Linked DNA regions of Mus musculus: all the other regions are linked to region 6. Evidence: chromatin loops called from intact Hi-C (ENCODE). Cell type or tissue: heart. All regions are shown on one strand.

Region 1 (4,000 bases), 860 kb before region 6:
CTTTTAAGATATGCACAGGACTCCCAAAACAATACAGATTATCAGTGATGCCTCCAGGGCCTGAGGGTAGGCCTTTACTGCTGAAGACGTTAGTTACATCCGTAGGACATAGGACAAGCATGCTTTGAGCTGGATCTAACTGAAAGCCTCCTTCCTGTAACCTGGCTTGCATAGCACCAGAAGTTCTTTTGTGAGCGGCCAAGGGAAGGAAACAATTAGTCCTACCACCCCGCCGTGATGATGCGGAAGGAGCCTGGAAAATAGCCAGCATGACAAGCTAGGTATAAGGGAGCAATAAGGGCACTCACACGTTGGTGGCAACCAACAGCTGCCTAATAGGACTTTATGCCGACTTGACAGGAAGGAAATCATGTCTGGTACTGGAACTAGGCCAGGTTCCTGGGGCTAGTGAGGTCACGGACTTTAGAAGAGAATCTAGTACCACCAGTTTACTAGACCAGCATAATTCCTAACTATGTTTTAAATGTTATCTTTGTGCCCACAGATAAGCGCCTTCCAATCCTATTCAAAGAAGCTTCTCTTTACACCAATGCGGACCGTTACAGAGCACCACAGCTGGACATAAGAGGGAGACAATGGTTCCCGGGAACCCGAGTGCCCGTGGGCAGAGCATCATCACAGCTCCTGCATCTCTGGCCCAGGAAACACAGAGGAAGAGGTGGTGGGAAGACTACCAGGAAGTCTGCCATGAGACTGTCTCTCATAGAAATGGCTGCACAAACAGGACCAGAACAACGGGCAGTATCAGGTGAAATGGTAACGTGGAAGCCGGTAATCTCATGCCGTTCATTTCCTAGGCAAAGACCCACAGACAATAATTGCTAAGAGAGTGAAAATTAGCTTCTCCCTGAGACGATCCCCCGGAGATAGCCACCCCGAAGTCACACCCTCACAATCAACACACACAGCCGCAGCAGACTGTACTTACATATCTGCATGTCTCAATAGTCATCAAAGAAAAAGAGGCTGTCCATTTGAGAGCAAGGGAGGGGACAGTGAAAGGGTTGGAGGCAGGGGACGCGGGAGGGGTTGGAGAGAGGTTAGGAAAAGCAGGGAGTGATGCAATTACCCTTTGATTAAAATGGATTAAACTTAATATAGTAAAGTAATTCTACCCTCTGCCTGTCAGGGCACACTGTGTACCTTTTCCTGAAACTCACCAAACCCATTCGTTTCTGCATAAACGTCTTATATTTCCTCTTTGCAAGAACAATCACTTAAGCACATTTTATTATTTTTTTCTCATTTTTATTTTGTTGTGCAAAAAAATATTTTCATTCTGAATTCCTTTTATTTGTGTTTCTAACAACCAGTTTTGGCTGGATAGGAATGTTTGTTGGTTTTTTGATGAGAGAATAAAGTTAAAAATTTCAAAGTAGCCTCCAATGACTGATAAAATTTTTTTCCATTTTTTTTGTTTTGCATATACTACATCAAAAAGGAGGGAAAATATATAAGAAAGAAAAAGAAGGAAAAAGTCTGAAGCACGTTAGCCTTAAGCTGCATTTATTCCTATAGTCCACTAGATGGCAGTAACACTCCGATAATAGCGTTCCTGTGGGTCTGAAAAAACCGTGTGCCCGATGATCTGCTTGGAAAGATACAGCATAATTGGGACAGTATTCCTCCAGGCAGAAATCTTCTAAAAACATGTACTCGTCAGTGGTAAAGATTTAACTGTAAATTATTTTCATTCCCCAGTAACCTATTATTATAGTTAAAAAAAAGATTGCCGATGAATAAATTTATTATTGATTTGTGATTGATAGACTTTTAAATCTGGTAAGATGCTACCAACAGCAGAAGTTACAGAATAAGATTCACCAAGACACCCTTTTATACTTAAGATCTCAGTTAAAATATCTTATCTTCTCATTTTTACTTCAACAATAATCCTGTTATTGAAAACTAGTGGAAGGGGGCTGGAGAGATGCTTTAGCGGTTAAGAGCACTGACTGTTCTTCCAGAAGTCCTGAGTTCAATTCCCAGCAACCACATGGTGGCTCACAACCATCTGTAATTGGATCTGATGCCCTCTTCTGGTGTTTCTGAAGACAGCAACAGTGTACCCACATATATAAAATAAATACATCTAAAAAAAATCATTCCAACTGAAACCACAGTTGCACAACCTCTTCGCTGCCTCTTGTGGCCCTGCTAGACACAGGTCCCAAGGCCTTCTGTCCGCAAGCTCACGTCAGCAACAAGCAGGACCCACAATTCATCTTGCCTCATAAATGGCTTTTCTGAGGTTCCAGGGAGCCACTTACTGCCTGCAAGTTTCATGACACCCTAGGTCCCCTGTTCTTCATCCTGAAATTTTGTGCAGTGCCTTGTGTCACCTGCTTGGGTTCCCTGGGATGAGATGGGATGGGACATTTAGAACCCCAACCGGAAGAAATGCCAACACGGTTCCAAGAGACGACTTAAGATACACCATTTATTAGCACACGTGATGTGTTCGGAACCTTGTTTCCTTGGGTGTGAGTGAGGGCAGTCCTGGAAGGCTGCCAGGAGTGAGTGAGGGCAGTCCTGGAAGGCTGCCAGGAGTGAGTGAGCTTTGGAGGTAGAGCAGAAGATGTGGTGGTTGGAAAGATTGAACACCACTGATAGGACGAGAGCCGAAACAGCTCGCAACATTTGGGTATTCTCTGGGGCAATATCACCCATCTGAGGGCAAGTACTAAAATTATAGTTAAATAGCAAAGATGGATGTGTGTATTATGTCTTAAAAATCAACCCAATTTTGCTGAATGTGAAAAACCCGATTTCAACCCCCAAATTAGAAAATGTTCAGCGAAAGAATGGTTGTCTCATTGAGATCTATAGAATGTGGAGTTAGGCAAGTGTTTGGTGTGAGTGACTACACTGATTTAGTTGTTTGGTGTCTCTATTTATGAGTTCACTATAATAGTTATTATTTTCCTTTTCTTGAAAATATATTTTTTCTGACATAATATATTGTGATTATGGTCTCCCCTCTGTTTATTCCTCCCGGTTCCTTCCCACCTCCTCTCCAATCCATATTCATAAATTTATTTTCTTTTGGCTTCCTTTGTATACTTAGGACTCAATTTAATCTGACTCTTGACTCTCTGGTTTTCATCCATTTGTACCAATGACAATGGTGATGGTAACGGGAAATTCAGGAAGACTCTGGTGTTTTCCATGCTCGGATGAATAGTAAATAGAATGCAAAAAAATGAAACCACAACACACATAAGACAACCCTCCTAAGAGATAACACTGTTAGACTAGACTCATTAAACTTTCCATGAAACAAAAAACCTTAGCGTAACTGAAAGCCGTGTGGAGAGGAATTATCATCTACTCAATGAGATTAAAATCACGACAGCACTCACATTCTTTTCTTGGTTTTCTTAGTCCACTCCTAGGAGTGAAGATACAGGAAGATAGCAGGACATAGAGATGTATGGGCCCATGCCAGTAATTCTCTTTCTCTTATGACCATTAAACATATGTATATATCACTAGCTCTGGAATGTATATTTTTGCTTCAGACATGAAGCTCAACGGTATGGATCCTGTTAACTATCTAATAAGTCTTAGATGCCTTATAGAAATGTCAAAAGTCGTAGCATAAAACCCATCATTCTTTCTATCCCATGGCCACCATTCTTTCAGTCTTCCTAGCAAATTAAATAACAGAACGCATGCTAGGCATGGTGGGGCACACTTAACCCCAGCACTCAGAAAGCAGAGGCAGGCAGATCTCAGGCCAGCCTTATCTGCAGAGTGAGTTTCATTCCAGCCAGAGTGAGTCTCTCTCTCTCTCTCTCTCTCATATGTATTGTATATATGATATATATGAAAAATGTATCTTTAGCACATATACAATTTATTCTATACATGGAAATGCAGACTCATATTAGGTCATATCTTTAGACCTTGTCCTTGCCTGAGCTCCCAGCTGTCTGATTCGGTATGAAATGCCCTTCCAAAGACTCATATAGTATCA
Region 2 (4,000 bases), 200 kb before region 6:
GATGTTTCCTTGAATGGTTACTTCTTTAAGCCATCTGAAATTCCTTCTTCTAATATTTTCCTAAGTAACAATTAGGTGTTAGGCTAGAGGGATAGCCCAGCAATAGAACATTTACCTAACACACACAAGGCTAAGTTCTTCCCCCAGCTCAAAACATAAAAAAAGAAAAAAAAATCAATGTTAATGATATACAATGCAAAATCGTTTGAAGACTTATTTTTTAACATTCTGAATGTACAGCTATAAATTGTGTTCACAGTGTTTTCAATATAAAAATAATACAATCGTTGACCTTAACGTCTTCTGACAAGATTTTTAGAACCAAGCAATTTCTGGCTTAGAAACAAAACCAAAAGTATCCTGTTCTCCAGTGGATTCAGAGAAAAGCTGGTAATGACATCAGGTACAACTTCAGAAGTCACTGGAGCACAGCCAAGCGGGGTCTGTAAGGATTCAACCCGAAGGTGTGAATGTTAATGCTGAACTGTGCTCAACATCAGCTGTGCATGATGAAGATAAAATCAGGTAATTTTGTTTGATTTGGTTTTGTTTTTTTGTTTTTACCTTTGGTAATTTGGGCATGTTTAATTCATCTGTATAGATAACAATTGGGCCTAAATTCTAACCTATATCTACTTTATAACTTTATAGCATTTGTGTACAGAATTTGGAAGGTTTCTCCAAAAAGGGGGATTGCCTTATTTCCACATTTTTCTTCACTCTGAACTCTAATGGTTTTCTGCGACAATGCATTTTTAAAAAATCTGTCACCAACTGTTACTTTCATTTCATCCTAAAAGCAGTTAATGCACGTTTGTGATTCATTAAATAATTGAACAATTGATTAGTGCATATCCAAACCGGGATATCCACAGAACTGTTTTTGTTAACTACAAACATAACTTTACTAGACAATTGTGTTGCTGTAAATACACCACTGTAAAAACACCACTACAGGGTGTTGAAAGAAAACACATAGATAACAATGGTAGAGGCACGCTACCTTTCAGATAGGTCGGGCATGTTTCATTAGAAACAGACGGTTCCAGAGTCCCAGGCAAGGAAGGAGACAGTTCCCTCACCTAGGACGCTGGATACAGCTAGAAGGTTTTCGAAGCCCCTCAGATAGGACCCGCAACGCCCGATTTCGTAGTTGCTACGCTTAGTTGCTAAGACACAAACTGTCGCTCAGGAAGAGCCGGCTGTGCCCTCCCTTTGGGAGCCGTAGTAAATCATCTCAGGGTCGAGCGCTTTAGTTCCGGAATGAGCTTTATCTTCTCCTGGAGAGACCGGAAGACGAGGAGACTCGGGAGTGACGCTTCTGGGCCGCGGAGCACTGTGGGAGGAGGCTGTCTCTAATTTCTCCTCTCCCCCTCCCCCCTCCGGCCAAGATGTCTGACATGGAGGATGATTTCATGTGCGATGATGAGGAGGACTACGACCTGGTGAGGCGCAGGGAGCGGGCGGGGGCTGGAAGTGGGATGTGGCGGTGGTGCCAAGGCCGAGAGGCTGCAGCTCCCTCCCGGGGCTCGTCGGCCCGGTTCCGCCCTGCCCAGGGACAGGTTTCCCTCCTCGCCTGGCGTCGCGGGCCTGTGGGGCCTGGGAAGAGAGGGAGAGAGGCGGCGGGGCCGCCCTGGACGCTGGGCCCAGGGATAGCGCGGGTGACTGGCCGCGGCCGGTTCTCGGCGCCTCTCTGCCCGCCACCGAGCCTCCACGGCCCGGCGCTTAGGTCTGGGCCCTAGGGGGCCCATCTCTTCTCCACTCTGGACCTGAGCCGGTGCCAGATGCTGGAAGAGTGAAAACTGGAAGAGGGGGGTGGTCCATCCTGCTCCCAGACCTGACTGCGAAACTCGGGAGTCTCCCCCAAAACAGCCTAAGAGTCTCGCCCAGGGTCAGTTTGGGTCCCAGGTTAAGGCTCAGAGCAAGAGTAGGAGGAGTAGTTAAACGACTCGTCCCGTCCTCTAAAACATGACAAGCTCCGAAGAAAGATTTGCTTTTTGTTTGGTTGGACTGGGGAAAGGTAGGGGTTAAGGGAATTGGAACCAATGATCTTTTTCCTTGATTTAAGAAATTTCCCAGCATCCGTGTTTGAATCATCAATGGCATAAAAGTAAACAAACTTGCCTAGTTTGATTGGTGATTTCTTTTCCATTTAAGGTTTAATTGTGAATGGATTTACAGGTTTTAAACTGTACCCCATGATTTATGTTGATAGTCCAAAACGCATGCCTGTGTAAGAACTAAGAAAATTATCTTGATCCCAAAATTAGTGTCAGTTTTGTTTCTTAATTGGGAAGCAATTGTTCGGTTTTTAGAAAAATCCGATGATAGTGCAAGCTGTGGTGTACATGCTTGGAGAAGTCTGGGTCGTCTTTTTTCTTTTCTTTTCTTTTCTTTTTTTAATTTTGAGGTTTATTTATTTTATGTATATGAGTACACTGTCTTCAGGCACACCAGAAGAGGGCACCAGATCCCATTACAGATGATTGTGAGCCACATGTGGTTGCTGGGAATTGAACTCAGGACCTCTGGAAGAGCAGTCAGTGCTCTCAACCTCTGAGCCATCTCTCCAGGCCCTCTTTTCTTTTAAGTGTCACATTCTCAAAGCATTAATATTTTTATTTTGAGGTAATGGTGTAACATCTTTGTATAGATGAATCTGTAAATCATTTGCAATTTTTAAAAAAGGTTTTCATTTTACAGAAAGACATATTTTGCAGAAGGAAGTGCTGTGACTGGAGAGTCATAGTAGATGCTTGGTGATTTCAATACAGAATTTTGTTATTTATTCAATCACAAGGTAGTTGTAAACAGATACTAAACTCTTGTTTTGCTTTTGTTTCCATTACAAGTAGTTTTTAAATTGTCAGATATTTCTTTTGAATGTTTGTAATTTTAGCTGGTAGTGTTTTTAAAATTTTCACTTACCTCCTTTCCTAATAGTCTATGAAATACATGAACTTTTAGATAAATGAATATTAGCACTGGGATTAACTTAAAAGTACAGTGTAGGAATGAAAATGAGAATCTTTGAAATATTCTGTTAGACTTTACTCATTTGTGGACGTTTGTTGCTTTGTTTTGAGGCAGGGTCTCACTGTGTAGCCAAGGCTGGTTTGGCGCTCAGTGTGTTTCCTAGGTGTTGGGAGTAAAGGCATGCATCAGCACACCCTGCTTTGGAAGCTTTCTAATTAGACATACAGTGTTTGAACATGACTGCTTTCCCAGCATTTTTATGTCTATACTAAATGTATCCTAAATAAAGTTGAATATGCAGTTGTTTCAGCTTTAAAAAAAAAAAAAACTTAGAGTTAAGATTTTACTGTTGCAAAACTAATGAAATTTTTATTTTCTTCTCTGGGCATTATGTGAAATTAAATAGCTCTTCTCATCCATTTTTCATGTAGATACTATTCTAGATTCCCAGCTATATGTCAAGTAGTGAAAGGTGTTATATCTCTTTTACTAACAGTTAAAATTTTTGGCACGTGATGTCTTTCTGGTAACTGATGCCCATGTCCTGCGTGTTTGAAAGGATGAGGGTGGCTGTCATTCCATAGCTGCTAGAGATGGGTTTCTTTTATTTGAGTAATTATTTTGCCTGGATCTTTATCTGTTTCTTTTTATAGAAAGTCTACAAGGTTGACATCCTGTTTTAAGGAGGTTTCTCATTCTTTTTACCTTTTGAAACTTTACTTTTTGCCCAGGCTGCCCTGAACTTCTAGAATAGTAAGGATAATAGGCCTGGAATACCAGGCCACGCTAGTGTTTTTGTTTTGTTCTGTTTTTTTTTTTTTTTAAATGTGGTTGTTAGACGTTTAGTTATCACTTCATTTAAAATATTGCATGAGAGGTGGGGCTCATTCACTTGGTAGAGTGCTGGCCTCACATTCCAAAAGCCCTGGGCTCGGTCTTTAGCACTGAAGAACTGGATGTGGCAGCGTCCTGTATCACTTCAGGTCGAGAGAGGACGAAGCATCAGAAGCTCAAGGCCATTCTT
Region 3 (4,000 bases), 72 kb before region 6:
CAGTAAAGAACATCCCTCCATGGCCTCTGCATCAGCTCCTGCTTCCTGACCTGCTTAAATTCCAGTCCTGACTTCCTTTAGTGATGAACAGCAGTTTGGAGGTGTAAGTTAAATAAACCCTTTCCTCCCTAACTTGCTTCTTGGTCATGATGTTTGTGTAGGAATAGAAACCCTAAGACACCCCCAAAACAATTACATAACCCAGCATCATCAAATGTCACTGAGCCCAGATCACCAGTACAAATGTAATAATAATGAGTGTATTTGAAACATTGGTAGGATTACTGAAATAAAGATTCTGGGAGTTGAAATGAGTGCTGATTACCAACAGATGTGCTCAGCAGAGGGTCAGTGCGAACCGTCACACTATGTGGAGCACTGTGTTCATGAAGAACAATACAATGAGGAATGGGCTCAGTGACTTAAGCTGTCTCTCCATCATTCTCTCAGCTTAGACCTTTCTCCATGACTGACTTGGAAGCCCTCTGATAATTTAGTTTTTTTTTATCAGCCTTTAATGACTATTAGATATTATAGTTACATGGCAGTGGCTGACCTATTGTGTCTCTTTACAATAGCCCATGTCCTTCAGTGTCGGGGAAGCCAGTGTTCAGGTGTAAAAACATCTGAAGTCTTGGCTCTGCCATTTTTAGACAGTGGACCTTGATTAAATAACAGGACTGTTTATTTTTCTCCAGTAATTTGTGTATTTCCCTTACATCCCAATCACAGCCCCTCCCTATTCTCCACCCAGTCTCACCCTTACAAGTCCCTTTCCCCATTTGCTCCCTCCCCTTCTCAGAGAACCTTCCATGTGTACCTCCCCACTCTGGGGCATCTAGTTCCAGCAGGACTAGGTGTATCTTCTTCCACTGAGGCCCAACCAGGCAGTCCAGGCATGGGGGAGGGGATCCAATGGCAGGCAACAGAGATGGAGACCACCCCCCACCCCACCCCCCATTTCTTACATGAAGAGGAAGCTGCACATTTGCTACAAATGGATAAGGGATCTAGGTCCAGCTCCTGCATGCTCCTTGGTTGGTTGTCCACTCTCTGTGAGCCTTCATGGTCCCTGGTTAGTTGACTCCGTAGGTCTTCTGTGGTGATCTGGACTCCTCCAGCTTGTTCAGTTCTACCCACCACTTTTCCACAGGACTTTCCAAGCTCTGCCTGATGTTTGGCTGTGGGTCTCTGTCTCAATCCGCAGCTGGATGACACCTCTCTCAGGAGAGAGACAGTTATGCTAGGATAGGCTCCTTCAAGTCGGGCAGTCATTGTTGGCTGTTGATGAATGAGTGGATGTGGAGATGCCCCATCGTAGGGTTAGAAAATGGATGTGCATTTTAGTGTGTGGGTGTGTGTTGGGGGGAGGAGGGGTTCATATTACTTATCCCAACTTCTCATTCTGCTGCAAGCTACTGGGGTGACTTGGTGCATTCAGGCAGAAGTGTTTGCCCTAGTCCAGGAGACTATGCAAAGACCAAATGTAAGGATGGTGCCTTTACCTTTGTCCCATTGGCCTCTCCCTACTGGCCAAAGGGGTGCAGCCATTAGGTCAGCCTAAAATTGCGGCTTTGGTAGAAAGAGACAGTAGACACAAGTGAATGGCTGGCTAGTTTAGAGTCTGCTGGGGATAACCGAGCCCATCTCCGGATTTCCGCCACTTCCCAACGAGGGTGAATTCTTATTGCTGCGTGTGTATCTCGTGTGCTTGGGCCCCTTCCGGACCACGGGTTCCCATCCTTTGATCTGGCTTTCACTCACTGGGAGCCCTGGCCAAAGGACGTGCCTTCTACACAACTGACCACTGTCGCAGCGACCAGGCAAGCACATTTCTATTTTCATCTCAATTCCCAGCATCTTGGGAAAGAACTTGGCTACTTCTCTGGACCAGACCCCTGCGGAGGGAGGAGAGCCTGCAGGCTCCTTCTGTAACCTTTCTTTGACTTAGACTCAGAAGACAAAGGTGATCTTGAGTGCTGCGGAGACACAGCTTCCCTTTATGCTACTACCAGGCCCCGGAGCCGACTGCTCACCAGTACTGAGGCCCCTTTGTCCTGGTGGGGGACTGTGGCCTCCCTCCCCGATCCCCTCCTCGCCAGTCGCTGTGCCTGGAGAAGCCTTTGGACTTGCCCGGCGCACACTGGCTCTTTCTTCTCGGCTCCTGCAGCTTCGGTGCAGCGCGCCTGGTCGCCTGGCCCGCCGGCTCAATCCGTGCAAAAGCTCAGGACGGCTCCTCCCCTGCCAGCCCCAGCTTCTGCCCGAGCTAAGGCCAAGGCCAATGGCAGCCCAGAACTGTAGTTCCCGCTGCCGTCCCCAGGGGTCGCAGCGATGCACCAGGAGGAGGCTTTCGCACCTAAGTAAGCAACCAGCTTCTAGGAAGTTATCCCAAGAAACAGGGATTAAGAGAGAGGGATATCATCTAAATCTTCTTGTAAAAACATCCAGACTGGCAGAAACGACGGAAGCCAGGGAGACGCTCATAAAGGTTATCTTGAACCCTTGGCTGGCATTTTAGATATTACAGTCAATCTCCGTGTAAACCTCTGTGGTAAATTATGGTGCATTTGCGCAGTGGCAGCAGATAGCCATTAAAATAACTCATCTGCAAGTGCATGAGAATTATGGGGATTTCGCCAAACGAAATGGGTAGAAAATTGTTTCTCTGTATAGCCCTGGCTGTCCTGGAACTCACTCTGTAGACCAGGCTGGACTCAAACTCAGAAATCCGCCTGCCTCTGCCTACCAAGTGCTGGGATTAAAGGCATGCGCCACCACGCGCGACTTGTTGTTATTATTAGGGAAAGAAAAAACTATGGTTACGTGTGAGGGAGAATGTGGAGATAGATGTGCTTTGCGTGAGACTAAAATGTCATCAAGGACTGTGTCTAAATTGGCATGTGGGTGAATTTAATTTTCATCTGTTTTGTTTTCGTGCCCGTCAATAAGGTACTTGTATGTAAATGAAAGGGGGGCTTACGGTGTGAAGTCAGAGAGCTGAAAGGGCTCATGGGATTCTAACAGCGGCTGGTGGAGGTCAGCCTCAGAACAGTGCTTACACGTGGCTGAGTCACCATGCCTGAGCATTTGCACTTCCACCAGGTCTGCCTTTTTCTCTGGGCCCTGCACTGCCTCTGCAAGCTGCAGGCCCCGTCCCTGTCACCTATTCTGAGGCTCCTCCAGCCACACCTCATCCCAGGCCTCTGTCTAGTGGAGGGAGTGGAAAACACAGAAAAGGCCTTGTAGAATGGATCCCTCCCCCTGAAGTTCTCTGGCCTAGGCCGGCAGCACTAAGGGGCCTCTCTAACTCTCTCTCTCACCTAGAAGCCCACTTTAGGGGAGGTAATGTGGCAGGCCTTAGCTGGAGGAACTCACAGTTCCCCTCTCAGCCTCCTGAGTGCGAGGTTACAGGCATTTGCCCATCGTGGGGTTCTTCTTTTCACCTTGATCTGATTTGTTGGAGAATGAGAAGAGAACCAAATTTCCAACCCAGGCTGGGCCTCCTCCTCCTCCTCTTTCCTCTTCTTTCTTCTTCTAATATCAGGTGGAACTGTTCCTTTCTTTCTGATACAACACAAAACTTCATCCTGTTGGCATTCAAACTCAAATCAAAAAACCTGTCACAAATTTAACCGCTTAGCTAACACAATTCACCAGTTTTTCCTAGGTTAGTCTGTTCTCTGTCCATTGTAGATTCTCATATTGCATGGGCGGCATCTAGTCACCTTATCCCAAGGTCTTCAAAATTCCCTGCTTATTATTCCGCTGAATCAAAGTCTAGCATCTCATCTAAGTCATCTGCTCAGTTTCCCCAAATCTCATTAAGCCATCTAAACTAGGAATGACTGAGAAGGAGCTACCCTGGGACAAAGTAGTCTCTATTTGTGGACCCGAGAAAGCGAAGAAACAAATTGCTTGCTCTTAAAATATCACAGTGGAGTAGGCATGGAAGAGCCACTAGCTACAATCCAGCTTTGAGAAAGAAGAAAGTTAGAAGCAA
Region 4 (4,000 bases), 700 kb before region 6:
TGCCCACAGGTTTAAGTTAAGCCCTATGTTGGCCACAGGCCCACAGGTCTACAGTCATCCCTGTGTTAGTCTCATGCCCACAGGTCTACAATTAAGTCCTGCCAGTTTCTGAGGTTATTTCATGGATTCTGTCATTTTAACAGAGCATGTATCTTCTGCTGCAAGGAAAATAGACAATGAGGTTTTGATCAGTCAGACAAGATAACGCATCCAGTGTTTCATTTCTGAGCCACCATGTTTTGTTCTCAGAAAAATTCATTAAATGACCCAGCTGCCTCCAAGTACCCACGCAGAGACACTAGGACTCTATAGCCCCTCTCTAAGCAGTAAAATCTTTAATCACTGGTACCTCTTGTAAATGGCTCTTGGGGCAGGTACTGAAAATTAGCTGTGTGATGTAGGCTGTTTATAAGATATTGGCCAGTTAGGAGTCCTTTCGTGGAGCAGAACATAACACTGACTGTGATATCATAGAGTCATTAATGACAGTAGCGACCAAATAGGTTTGAATGCTCAAGTTCTGTTATCCCGAGTAAACTGTTTTAGTAGGTCAGGTTTCTTCTCATAAATTGTAACACTCTAAAGCATTACATTTTGACTTCTGATGTGCATTTTGGTGCACACAGTTCCCTGTTTTCAGGGGGTTGATCGCTCTCTGAGCCGGTCCCCGATTTCTGATCGACGATAAAGGATCGACGTCTTTAACAGTCTGTGGGGCAATGAACTGGAAGCTTGAACTAAAAAGTTCACTCACTTCCTTTCTTCCTCACTCTCTGAAGGGCGGTGCTGTCTCCTTCATTACTCTCTGGTGGCATATCTTACTCCAACCTAGAGATAGCCTGTGGCTGGCTGTATATGTAAAGCCATTTGTTTTGATAACCAAGAACTAGGAATTTGGAGTCCTGGATCTGCCCCGGACTAATCAAGTGGCCTAAAGTCAGATAGCTAATCTGTCAGAGGCAGACCCAAGTTTCCAAGGAACAAGCAAGCTCAAAGCTCTGGCCTTTTACCAAAGTCCAAATTATTTTCCTTTAAACATAATGTCATAATTTAAATCTATTTCCTAACAGATCTCTTTTACTTCCTGCATCTAGAGTGCCAGGAAAGGACTGAGGAAAATGGCTCATCCCTCGCACCCCCTCTCTCCTTTGCAGGCTGAATGCATGGCTGAGCACAGCGCTCCCTCCCTCCGCTGTAGTGTGTTCAGATGGTATGGGCTGTGAGTGCTCTAGTCAACTCAACCCTGCCTATGGTTCTGCATTACAGCATTGTACTAAACTGCCCTCATTACAAAGCCTAGAAGGCAGAGCCCTTCTTTTCACATCTGTTTGTATTCTGAGGTCCAGTAGAATGTCGGATGCCCACACACTGTCCATCTTCACCGAAAGGTACTATGTGTAGCTTTCTTCCTTCCTGATGAATTGCATTTGCAAGAACCAGCTTGTGTTTGGAGAGCTGAGTTCCAGGAAGTAAGAGAAAGGACAGCTATGAACACCCACCCAGGTCTTACAGTGCACTCATTCCAGTCTGGCAGGGAGTGAAGGCCTTGGAGGGTGGGGGGAGCATTAGCAATTTTAGCAGAGCATAAAAATTGTTCTTTTTCTGCCTGGAAAGGGACTTGTGTCACATGTTAGGGAGACATTGTTGGGGAAAGCTCCTAAATAAGTAGAATTTCAGCCAGTGTGTTCATGAACTTCACCCTCCCTTGGAATGTTTTCGTTTTGCAAGGGGGAAATAGAGGTTGAGTCATTTACACAGCAAATGGGAGCCTCACCAAACAGGAAACCCTGGGAGATGTTTTTTTTTTGCTTCAGTGCCTTCTCAAAGCCCAGTTTATGAGATCTGCAGTGCCGTCAGAGACACACATTCATGTCTGGTATCATTTCTCCCATTCATCAGATGGCGCTGCCAGTTTTCATGACCATGATGAGCGTTCATTGGGTTGCTTATCTACCGAGGACATTGGAGCCTTCTGCTTGCAACAGTAATCCTCTGTGCCTGCTCTGTCTCCTTCCCCACAGTGCATTTCAAACAGCCTTCTAACCTTACACATCCTTTTGTTTGTTTCTGCAAACTGCCTGCTAACTGTCTGATATCATCCTTGGAACCAAGGCTGAGTGACAAGTCTAAGTGCAGGCACGATTTTGGTCCCGGACAGCAGAGGGCAGTGTTGAGCCAGGAAACAAGGTGACCTGCCTTTGCTTCTGGGTCTGCTTTTGTAGTTCATACATAAACTCTTGGTGATGCATTTTTATATGCATCACTGTATGTTAAATAACTCAAAAGCTGAAGGCATAATGCTTGTTTTAATATGACCATTCTCTCCCATCAGAGGATCTTCAGCATAAACTCATTGTAATAAATGCTTTCCACACTGGGCAGGACATCAAGAAGACAGTTCATTTTGCCATAAGTCGAAACATCTGCTAACCTATTCTTCACTTTCTGTTTTCTTCTGGAATTCATCTATACATGTAGTGGTATATTCACATGCAGGGGCTGGCTTGGGCATCCTTCTGCAGGGGACATCTGCCGGTATTCCTATGATGGAAGCTACTGTGGTCATGCCAACAGACCTGTTATTTATAACCTGGTCACCCACAGGTCTTCTGGGTGGGAATTTACCTTCCTATTAAAGACATTATCACATTTTTTAGGAGAACAGTAGAATGCCAGTTCTAATGGGCTTATGTCATCATATAAGCTACTGATTAGGTCTTTAGCATTGCGAGGAATTTCTATTTGTAAAAACCCCATGTTTGGAGTTTGGAGTTTCTCACAAGGTCATTGTTATCATTTAAACTTATGAGGATTTTATTTTTACTTAAAATATTTTTCTTTTATTTTATAATAATAAATGGCATCATGAATCTCTTTCAAAGTTAAACAAAATGTGTTTATAAGTGGACTATTGTTTTCAGCCAGGTTATATAATGATGAGCGCATGCGCGCGCGCGCGCGCGCGCACACACACACACACACACACACACACACACACACACACACACACGTATGTACGTACGTCAGGAAGAAAGGGAGAGGGAAAAATGGAGAAAAGGAAAGAGAGAGGGAAGGAGGGGAGTGCTCTGTAATGAGAAGGTTTCATTCATCGCCTTTAGTTTTTGTTTAGCATATTGAAAAACACCGTTTTTCCAGAGAGTGGTTCTTTATACACCAAAGCTATCAAGATTCCTTGGTTAAAGCCAGTTTTTAGGTAGTGTAAAATGTTTGAGGTAGTTCTGTTTTCTCTGTGTTTAGCTGCCTAGTTCCTTGTGCTCCCCCAGCCCCTGCAGGATTGACATGCACTGCTGTCTGGCCTTCCCTCTGCTTGGTGGCCTAATACCTGGGCCTTACGCTGAAGAGTGGTAGCATGAGTTCATTTCCAGGCCGGCCTCTTGGTTCAGTTATAGACAAGCTCTGTGTGCTTTGTTATGCCTTTTTTTAATTCTCTTATTCTTTAAGGAAAGCAAAGGAAAATTTGCTTGGACAAAGCACGAGTTTTTCCAATGGACATGCAGTTTATGACAACAAGCAGCGGTTGGGGTTGGACGCGGGTGCAGGAGAGGCTGTGACAGGAGAATATGCCTTAGTCATAAATGGCCACAGTTTGGTGAGTTTGCCCGAGGCTGTTCTTCTCTTTTTCTTTACTCCAGCAATCATCTCTTTTGTGCTGCCTTAATGAGAGTCTCCTTTGTGTTTTTCAAACAAATGTCACTACAAGAGATAGGGCGTGCACAGGATTTCCTGTTTGCAGAAGGAAAGACTTCCAGTGTGCCTTTCAGACATCATTGTTTGAAGGATCGCACTGGATGTGAGGCTCTGGAGAAACAGTTCGCAGGGAGTCTATGAGTTCTGCCTAAACGGTTACTTCCGTTGCTTCGCAGAACGGTTTAAACGCTTTTGGAAGACGGTGGGGGATGGCGCAGATCAGTTTTTCAGTTACCGTTCTTGCGAAGGTTTGTGATTTGCGAGTCATAACCTGACCTTCACAGAATTACCA
Region 5 (4,000 bases), 170 kb before region 6:
AACTTATTGAAACCCTGTCTTAAACATGACAAGAGGGTTGGGATATAGCTGGGTGGTATAATATATGCACAAGACCCTAGGTTCAGTGCCCAGGATCAACAGAAAAAAATTCTCTGCACAGATGGGGTTGTAGGTTAGTAAGAGAGCGCTTGCCAAGTGTATGGGACCCTGGGTTAAATTGCCATTGTAGTAAAGAAGGGGGAAAAATGAAATCTCCTTTATTAATGTTTTCATTCAGTGATATTAAAGCCAAACATAATCATGAAATCTTTTGAAATGTTAATTAGTAGAATTATATAATGAACTCTTTGTTGCAGGAGCTAAACATAGACGTAGCTGATGTGGAGAGCTTGCTGGTGCAGTGCATACTGGATAAGTAAGTACTCTGCAGCTTTTTTTTAAATTACTGTGTGTCTTGTATTTGTATAGAAGAGCAGGTTCCTGTGGAGGCCAGAAGAGGGTATTAGATCCCCTACAGCTGGAGTTACATATGGTTCTGAGCCACTAAACATGAGTATTGGGACTAAACTCAGGTCCTCTAGAAAAGCAGCAAGTGCTCTTATACACTTGCCACTCTTTCCAGTGTCCTTGGCGACTTTTTAAAGTTGCAAGATGTTGGTTACTGTCTTTTTCTGTTGGTGTGATAAAACACCAAGAAATGATTTAATTAGGCTATGGTTTCAGAGAGTAAAGTGTCCATGATAGTGGAGAAAAGACAAAGCTGAAGAGCTCACATTTTGATTGGCAAGTAGGAGGCAGAGGGAGAGACATTGGGAATGGCTCTAGTCTTTTGAAACCCAAAGCCCATCCCTGTGGCACTTCCTAATCCTTCCCAACAGTTCCTCCAACTGGGCACTAAGGGTTCAATGTATGAGCCCGTGGAGAAAGTATGGACAGTGATGGCAAGGGTAGCATAGCAGCTCAACTGTGGGATTTCCTAATAGAAGACATACAGTGACTCTTTCTTTTGTAAGTGAATAAGCACACTGAACACATGACCTCTAGAAAGATTCTAAGTTATTTTTCAGACAGGTTTCTCATTCTTTTTATGACTTACATACTACTAAGAACTTACCTACTGGCCTGTGACATGGCTTAGCAAGTTAAAGCACTCTACATAAGCCTGACAGTCTGAAAAAGGAGCCAGTTCCCAAAAGTTGTGCTCTCCCTCCCACATGTGCTGCGCATGCACACACCTGTTAGACAGGCGACACGGTGATCATTTCCTGATAGTCTGTCTCTGTGTCTTTCTTTCTTTTTTTTTTTTTCTTTTTTTAAGATATGGTCTCACTGTGTAGCTCTGACTGGCCTGGGATTTACTGTGTAGACCAGGCTGTCCACATCTATCTCTCAAGTGCTGGCATTAAAGATGAGTACCCCCATGTCCAGCCTATAAGGCGTAAGCACCATCTGTCGCAAAACAGTTTTGGTGTTAATAGCAGTTTGCTTTGAAAGCATTACAGGTGTCATTACCTTTCATAATGTAGGTATCTTGTGAAAAGTGGCAGCTGAGCTGAGATCTGGTGTCTTAAAAATAGAATAAGGCAATAAATGTTACAACTAACACCAAATTCACTTGTTAGAAGTAGGCAAAGCAGGTTTGGGTTTTGTTTTGTTTTTTGTTTTTATGTTGGTGTTTTGTCTGGCTTTAGGGTGTGTGTGTGCGTGTGTGTGTGTGTGTGTGTGTGTGTGTGTGATGTGGTTTTCTATGAATGTGCTTAGCAGAGATAACTGGAGACCTTGCTTTCTTACTTGGTTCCAGCACTATTCATGGCCGAATTGATCAAGTCAACCAGCTCCTTGAACTGGATCATCAGAAGAGGGGTGGTGCCCGATACACTGCGCTAGATAAATGGACCAACCAACTAAATTCTCTGAACCAGGCTGTGGTCAGTAAACTGGCTTAACGGAGACCGAGCTTTGCGGACATGCTTAAGGCAACAGTGCAGAGATGTGACCCTTGAGGACTGGAAAGACAAAGCTCCAGTGGGTTGGTGTGTCCTGAAAGGGATGGAGTTATGGCAGAAGTGCTTTTGTGATCAACTGGTTTGTGGTTTGCTGCTGCATTTATCCCAAGAAAACAGCTTTAATCTCCAGAAGAAAACCAAAACACCATGGGATTTATGCTGTGTTGACATCTTGCCCTAAACATACAACACCATAGTAATTTGTCATGGGCGACATGATCAGAGAGAAGATTTTTGTCATGATTTTAAAAACACTGACACGCTACTGTTGGTTAAATTTAAACATGTTGTACCTGCAGAAATTCTCTCACAAATAACCTGCAATAACTTGAAATTCATACCCTTTTGAACACTTCCTTTTCTCATGTATAAATGAAAATGTTTGCTGCATTTTGCAAAATGTCAATTCTCCAAAACTGTGTCCGTCTATTTCTGTTCTTGCAGCTAGTAAAGGTTAGACAACCCGAATTCTCAGTGGCACGCTGTCACCTAGGGCTCAAGCAGCAAAATAAACAGTGCAGCTCAGAAATTATAGCTTGGTTCTTGATGTGTTTTTATTACATTCGGGGTTGCTCTTTTGTTTTTAGTATCTTAAAGATTTCAGGTTATTTTGTCTTCAGTTAAGATTTAAAAGCCTGAGAGCAAATAGTTAAAGCTAGTTATTTGCTTCCAGGTTTTTAAAATTAAAGTTCATTGATAGAGTAAGAACTCCTTTCTAACAGAGCCCTTACATAGAACTTGTTTTGACAGTGATACTTTAAAGGATTATGATGCTTTTTTTTTTAAAGACTGGTAATTTCTTTTTAAAAGAATACGTGTTAACTCTCAGAATGTCACTTTAGACAAATATGCCAGAATCTAGACAGCGAAGTGAATGTTACCTGCATAGTGACCATGCTGAAAGGTTATTTTCTAATGCCAGCAACAACCATTGCCCGAAGCCTCTTGGGTTTGCTCTTGGAGAATTACAGTCAAAGTTAATTTAGGTAACTCACTACTAACTTCATGTTTACACCTTGTTTGAAAAGATTATTAACAAGCTTGTCTGTCTTTACCCTAATTTGGCCCCAAATACCAGTTTCAAAGAAATACCTAAATTTAGATAATGTAGAAAGTATGCATCTGGCTTTGAAAGCAATCCCCAAATAATTTTCAAGTATTTTGTGCAGTGGCAGAATAGTTAGGAATGAACTATGGCCTTCGATGGTGGCAGAACTCAGCCCATTTGAATGTATTGAGTTTTGGATGTATTTGTTTCTTTTTTTAAGTTCACATTATCATATAGTGTCAAAAGAAGGAACTAAGATTAACATAATGTGCTTGGTTTTCTATTGCTCATTATTATGTAAACAGTTGAGTGGCAGTGCAGAAGGAAGACTGTGTGACTGAAGAGTGGCAACCAAGAATTTTGATCATTAAATCAGATTTTATAAACAGTAGAAAGAGCATGGACTTAAAACAAGGCATGCTTATTTGGTTTTGTCAAAATTTTACGAAAATATGTGATATATATTTATACTAAAACTATATAATCCTTAGATTTAGGAAAGCAGTCAGTTAATGTCTAGCAGAATAAAGCAGTATTAAATACAGATATACGTTGAAAATTGTAGAAAACCGAAAGAAGACGAAAGACAAAATGTCAATGGTAGGGAATAAAAAGTTTAAGATATTATAAAAGTATGTGTATTTTCTTCTATTCTACATAAATCATTTGTGAAAAGTGTGTTCACGTTTTTTACAGGAGTGATATCAATTAGGATTTATTTTTCCAATACAATTTGGAGACCCTTTGTTACCCAAATAAAAATGACAAGTTTCTGTGCCTGTATCAGGTGTGTGCATGTGATAATCAGAACTCAAAGGGTCTCAGCTGTGTGTCCCATCCAGCTCCTGTTAAGTGCTGGTTCTGTGCTGTCTTAAGTTTGTAGAAGGCAGTGTGCTTGTTACCCTGTGGGAAACTAGGCCAACTGCGTAGTGAAACTGTACGACAGGACCTGCTTCCTGTGTTAGTCTCACAGCATGGCTAACAG
Region 6 (4,000 bases):
ATCTGTGTACTGTGGCCCAGGTGATTTTTGAGGCGGGGATTTACACAGAAAAAAGCAAAACAAAACTGGAAAGGCCTATGCCAAACTGCTAATAGCAACTGTTTCCGCATGGTGGAATTTGGGGTGATTTTAACTTTCTCTTGGTCTTTTTTATTTTCTTCAATTCTAATAATGAGTATTTGTTATATATTTTCAAATGTTCTCAATTCCTGAATAAAAAATAGTGGAATGAGAAGGTGACAGAACATTGCCTAGTGAGTTAGGATTCTCCTTAGGGAGACCCGCTCTGTCCAAGTGTCACAGGGGACTGGGATTTCCTTTTAGAGGTCCTTGGTCAATAATAAGATAACCTTAAAATGGACTCTGAAGGAAATTCAAAGTCCATTTTATTACAGTTTGAGGAAAAAAACCCACAGGACAGATAGGCTGGAAATCATGGCAGGGGCTTTGGAGAGGAGGTAGGAAGATCAGGGGAGTCGGCCAGGCCTTTGAATTAGGGTCAGGTATGGGAGTCTGGAAGCCACTATAGAAGTGGGATTATGTAGTCTTCACAGAAAACAGTGACTAGGCAAAAATCTTAAGATTTTGGTTGGTATTCAGTGGAGAGATAGAAAGCTGGGGTGGCAGTGGGGTTAGGCTTTATGGTTAGAACTGTAAAGTTCAGAAAGCTTGGCACTGGAGATCTGCAAACAACCGCACAGATGGAGGGGCTTCCGGGTGCTACAAGTAGAGGGACTGCCAGGGGCAACCAGGGGTGACCTCCTGACCGGGAGATTGATGGGCCTGGTTGGGTTCAGTAGTTTACAGTGTTCTAATCATTGAGGTGTGTGGAAATACTATCCATTCCTCAGACCAGCAGGAAGCGTCTTTGCCTTCATCAGCCTCAGTAAAATCCAGTACTCCAACCTTTTCACTTGGTGAATGGGAGGTGAGGCCCCAAACTGACCATGAGCTAGGCATCTGCCCTTAATGCCCTCCGAGCCTGCTACTGTGGGTCTGGAGCCTGATGCCAGCCAGGAACGGGTCTGGGGGATGGGAGACGGGAAGATAGCTAGAGGCGAGGAGACGGAGAGAGGGAAGCAGAAGAAGTGGAGTAGGACCATCAGCAGAGGAGTCCACAACGGAAGGGGCTGAGGCTTGCAGAGAGGGGAGAAGTCCCAGGACACGCGGCGTGGCAGCGTGAGGAGGAGGTCCGGTGAGAGCGACCTTCTTAGGAGGAACAGCACTTTTTCCTGGAGAGGACACCGGGATAGTCTCACGCTGGAATAGTAGGAGAGTGAAGGAAAGAAAACACCTTCAGTTCAGCAGAGAGCCCACAGACTAGGTGACTTCAGAAAGGCAGGAGCCAGACGGCAAGGGTGAGGAGGAAAACTCGACTGGCAGGAAGTGGAGGTGGGCACAGGAGACCAGGCTTCCTGCTAATAATCCTCCATGTGTCACCCCTCCCCCATCGTCCCTCTGCTGTATACCTGGTTCAACGTTTCCATCCAGATCCAGCTGGTATTACGTTTTCCTAACTTGGCTACGGCCCTGTTATGAACTCATCAGTTTATGAAACGCTTTCTTTGTAGAGAAGGCAAGTTAAAAATGTCAGTGTTAGGTCCAGCCTTCTCCTGTAGCTGTCGTGAGGAAGCCCATGCTGTCTTCAGCTTTCCAATGCTGTGGCAGGCTAAGGAGGTTTTCATACCGTATCTGAACTTAGTCTGAGAAAAGACCCCGGTTTACCTGGACTGTTTATGTATAGGAAAGCCATGAGCTGAATATTAAAAGAGAATTGTAAAACCAACGCCCCTGCCAATGAAAAGCAACCTAAACGAATCTGCTAACTTACATTTGTATTTATGCTTGTAAAGTACACAGGCTGCTGTCTGTGAATCTACTGTTCTTGGAGTCTGATGCTTCGGGAGGCATCTACTCCATTTGCGTCCCACAGCACCATCTGGTGGATGATCTGAGACACTGACCTTTATTTCAAGAACTAATTCTAGACAAATGTTGATCTTTACGGAAAAATGAACAATCTGAGAGTGGTGGTGTATGCCTTTAATATCAGTACTCAGGAGACAGAGGCAGGTGGATCTCTGTCAGTTCAAAGCCAGCCTGGTCTATAGAGAGAGTTCCAGGCCAGCCAGGGGTATATAGTGAGTACCTAGAGGAGGTGTGCACTGGGGGTGGGTTTTGAGGTTTCAAAAATGCTCGTTTCATTCTCAGTCAGCTCTCTGTGCCTCACAATGCTTGTAGATCAAGATGTAAGCTGTAAGCTAACTGTGTCATCGCTATGCCTGCCTGTCTGCTTGCTGCCATGCTCCTAGCTATGATGGTCATAGACTCACCATCTCAGAAACTCAAAGGAACAAAACTCTTTAAAAGGCCTTCTACTGGCTAAGAGTAATATTCATTCTTTTGTGTAATATTACCCTTAGGATCCCTAGTGAAGGGACATGCTAAGATTCCTATGATTTTTACTGATGCTCATAGGTAGAACTGGGAGCTTGGGAAAGAAACCAGGTGTGTGCACTGATTCCAGATGTAGACATCAGAGCTCAGGCTGCCATGGCTGTTTTCATGTCACCAAGAATCCCTTGGGAACACGGGATTTCTTATGTATCCGTCTTTTCCCCTTTGCCTGTTAGCGGCAGGTAGGGCAGCTCCGACCAGGAATTCTAGCATTTTGTATATGATTCATGGCAGGTTCCTATGTTGCTTCCCTGTGATCATGTGAACAAACTAAGAGTTCAAAGAGTAGCACTGTCAAAATAGGGGTGTTTGCTAAGAGGAGGTGGGGTGTGGCACGGGCCTAGGGCAGCCTGCCACATTAATGGAGAGAGACAGGAGCCCATGGTGTTTGTTTGTTTGTTTGTTTTTTCTTTTTTCTGTTTATTTTTTCCCTTTTCTACTTTCTGTTCCATCTTCTTTAAAAAAAAAAAAAAAGCCAGCAACAGGGTAATTGAAGCAAAGCAGAAAATTATTTGGAGAACTGCCTATGGACAGACAAAACCAAAACCTTCTAGGCATTCAATCCAGAGAAGTTGCAGAGAAGCTGAAGCGCTTTAGAGTGTGCTCAAGTGGTGGTGGTCGGGCTTAGTGCTTCTGTGTGCCCAGCCTGCTTGTCCTGCTCCTCAGAGGGTTTAAGTTAGTATGAAGAAAAAAAAATACCAGACTTTCTCTAAAGGAGACAGACAGCCTATCCTGCTGTCCTCATAAGTGAAGACCTGGCCGTAGTTACTGTTATAGAACTGTGATGAAACCCCATGGCCAAGGCAACTTGTAAGGAAGGGGGATTTAGTTTCAGAGAGTGAGTCCATGAGCATCATGGCAGGGAGCAGGCAGGCACTGGGCCTGAGCAGTAGGCCAAGGGCTCACATTCTGATCCACAACACAAGGCAGAGAACGCTAACTAGGAATAGCATGGGCTTTTGAAACCTCAAAGTCACCCCCAGTGACACACCTCCTTCAACAAGGCCACGCCTCCTAATCCTTCCCCAAAAGTTCCAACAACTTGGGACCTCATTCAGGTTTCTGAGCCCATGGGGAGGGGTGGACATTCCTCTTCAAGCCACCACAAGTAGCCCATCCAGGACTACACAGATGGTGGCACAGATGGTGGAATTTGAACTCAGCTCTGGATCTTTTTCACAGAGTTCTTCTTGTCTCCCATCCTCTTACCTCTTTCACAGGAAATCAGTGTTGTATGTTTTCTTATTTATGCTGGAGTTTCCAGCCCCCCCCCCCCGTCTTCCTGATTTTTATTTCTTTCAACACGAAGGAAAAAAATTACAGCCATTTTGGTTCTATTTTGCAATCACTCTCATTTTGATTTTGTTTTTTTTAATTGAGCCACATATGTATGAAATTAGAAATGAACAAACAAGAAACCCTCAACTATAATGACATCTCTGTATAATGTGGTACAACTTATCTTGCTCCATCTGAGGAACATTTCTTACAGGCCCAGAGTGGTGGCTCAGTGGGTAGGGATACTTACTATCAAGCCTGAGTT

Evidence for each region. Hi-C counts contacts between places; a loop is a spot of excess contacts. Peaks named below come from ENCODE experiments on the same cell type or tissue, not always from the same donor. Only the 100,000 strongest peaks of a DNase experiment are listed, where the experiment ranks them.
Region 1: it touches region 6 in a loop (26-fold over the local background); 18 of 42 quality-filtered maps call a loop at or near these places.
Region 2: a loop joins it to region 6, with 2.1 times the contacts of the local background. A loop is called at or near these places in 7 of 42 quality-filtered maps.
Region 3: a loop joins it to region 6, with 5 times the contacts of the local background. A loop is called at or near these places in 33 of 42 quality-filtered maps.
Region 4: a loop joins it to region 6, with 6 times the contacts of the local background. A loop is called at or near these places in 7 of 42 quality-filtered maps.
Region 5: a loop joins it to region 6, with 2.7 times the contacts of the local background. A loop is called at or near these places in 7 of 42 quality-filtered maps.

The regions. Positions count from the first base shown.
Region 1 is chr2:126,518,600-126,522,599 of GRCm38, reverse strand. Gm26697 (a long non-coding RNA gene) reads left to right here. Exons shown (of 4, transcript XR_866700.3): 4 at 506-1,399. Among named protein-coding and RNA genes, the nearest start is that of Gm26697, 25 kb to the left of the region's middle. In heart, a CTCF peak has its summit at 1,531 (motif pointing right); no DNase peak of the experiment used is centred here.
Region 2 is chr2:125,856,381-125,860,380 of GRCm38, reverse strand. Cops2 (COP9 signalosome subunit 2) reads left to right here and starts at 1,299. Exons shown (of 13, transcript NM_009939.3): 1 at 1,299-1,445. The coding sequence starts at 1,392. It also overlaps a transcript of Galk2 not described here. In heart, a CTCF peak has its summit at 2,458 (motif pointing right); a DNase peak (open chromatin) is centred at 1,320; H3K4me3 peaks cover 2,229 bases; H3K27ac peaks cover 1,436 bases.
Region 3 is chr2:125,730,164-125,734,163 of GRCm38, reverse strand. No RefSeq gene overlaps it. Among named protein-coding and RNA genes, the nearest start is that of Shc4, 8.0 kb to the right of the region's middle. In heart, a CTCF peak has its summit at 2,312; a DNase peak (open chromatin) is centred at 2,263; H3K4me3 peaks cover 883 bases; H3K27ac peaks cover 1,222 bases.
Region 4 is chr2:126,361,366-126,365,365 of GRCm38, reverse strand. It overlaps Atp8b4 (ATPase, class I, type 8B, member 4), which reads left to right. Exons shown (of 28, transcript NM_001080944.3): 21 at 3,463-3,610. Among named protein-coding and RNA genes, the nearest start is that of Atp8b4, 130 kb to the left of the region's middle. In heart, a CTCF peak has its summit at 2,156 (motif pointing right); DNase peaks (open chromatin) are centred at 1,685 and 2,055; H3K27ac peaks cover 740 bases.
Region 5 is chr2:125,830,100-125,834,099 of GRCm38, reverse strand. Cops2 (COP9 signalosome subunit 2) reads left to right here. Exons shown (of 13, transcript NM_009939.3): 12 at 318-376; 13 at 1,763-3,798. The coding sequence ends at 1,907. Among named protein-coding and RNA genes, the nearest start is that of Cops2, 27 kb to the left of the region's middle. In heart, no CTCF peak of the experiment used is centred here; no DNase peak of the experiment used is centred here.
Region 6 is chr2:125,658,114-125,662,113 of GRCm38, reverse strand. All of the region lies in intron 6 of Shc4 (SHC (Src homology 2 domain containing) family, member 4), which reads left to right. Among named protein-coding and RNA genes, the nearest start is that of Eid1, 13 kb to the left of the region's middle. In heart, a CTCF peak has its summit at 1,945 (motif pointing left); no DNase peak of the experiment used is centred here; H3K4me3 peaks cover 1,148 bases; H3K27ac peaks cover 1,410 bases.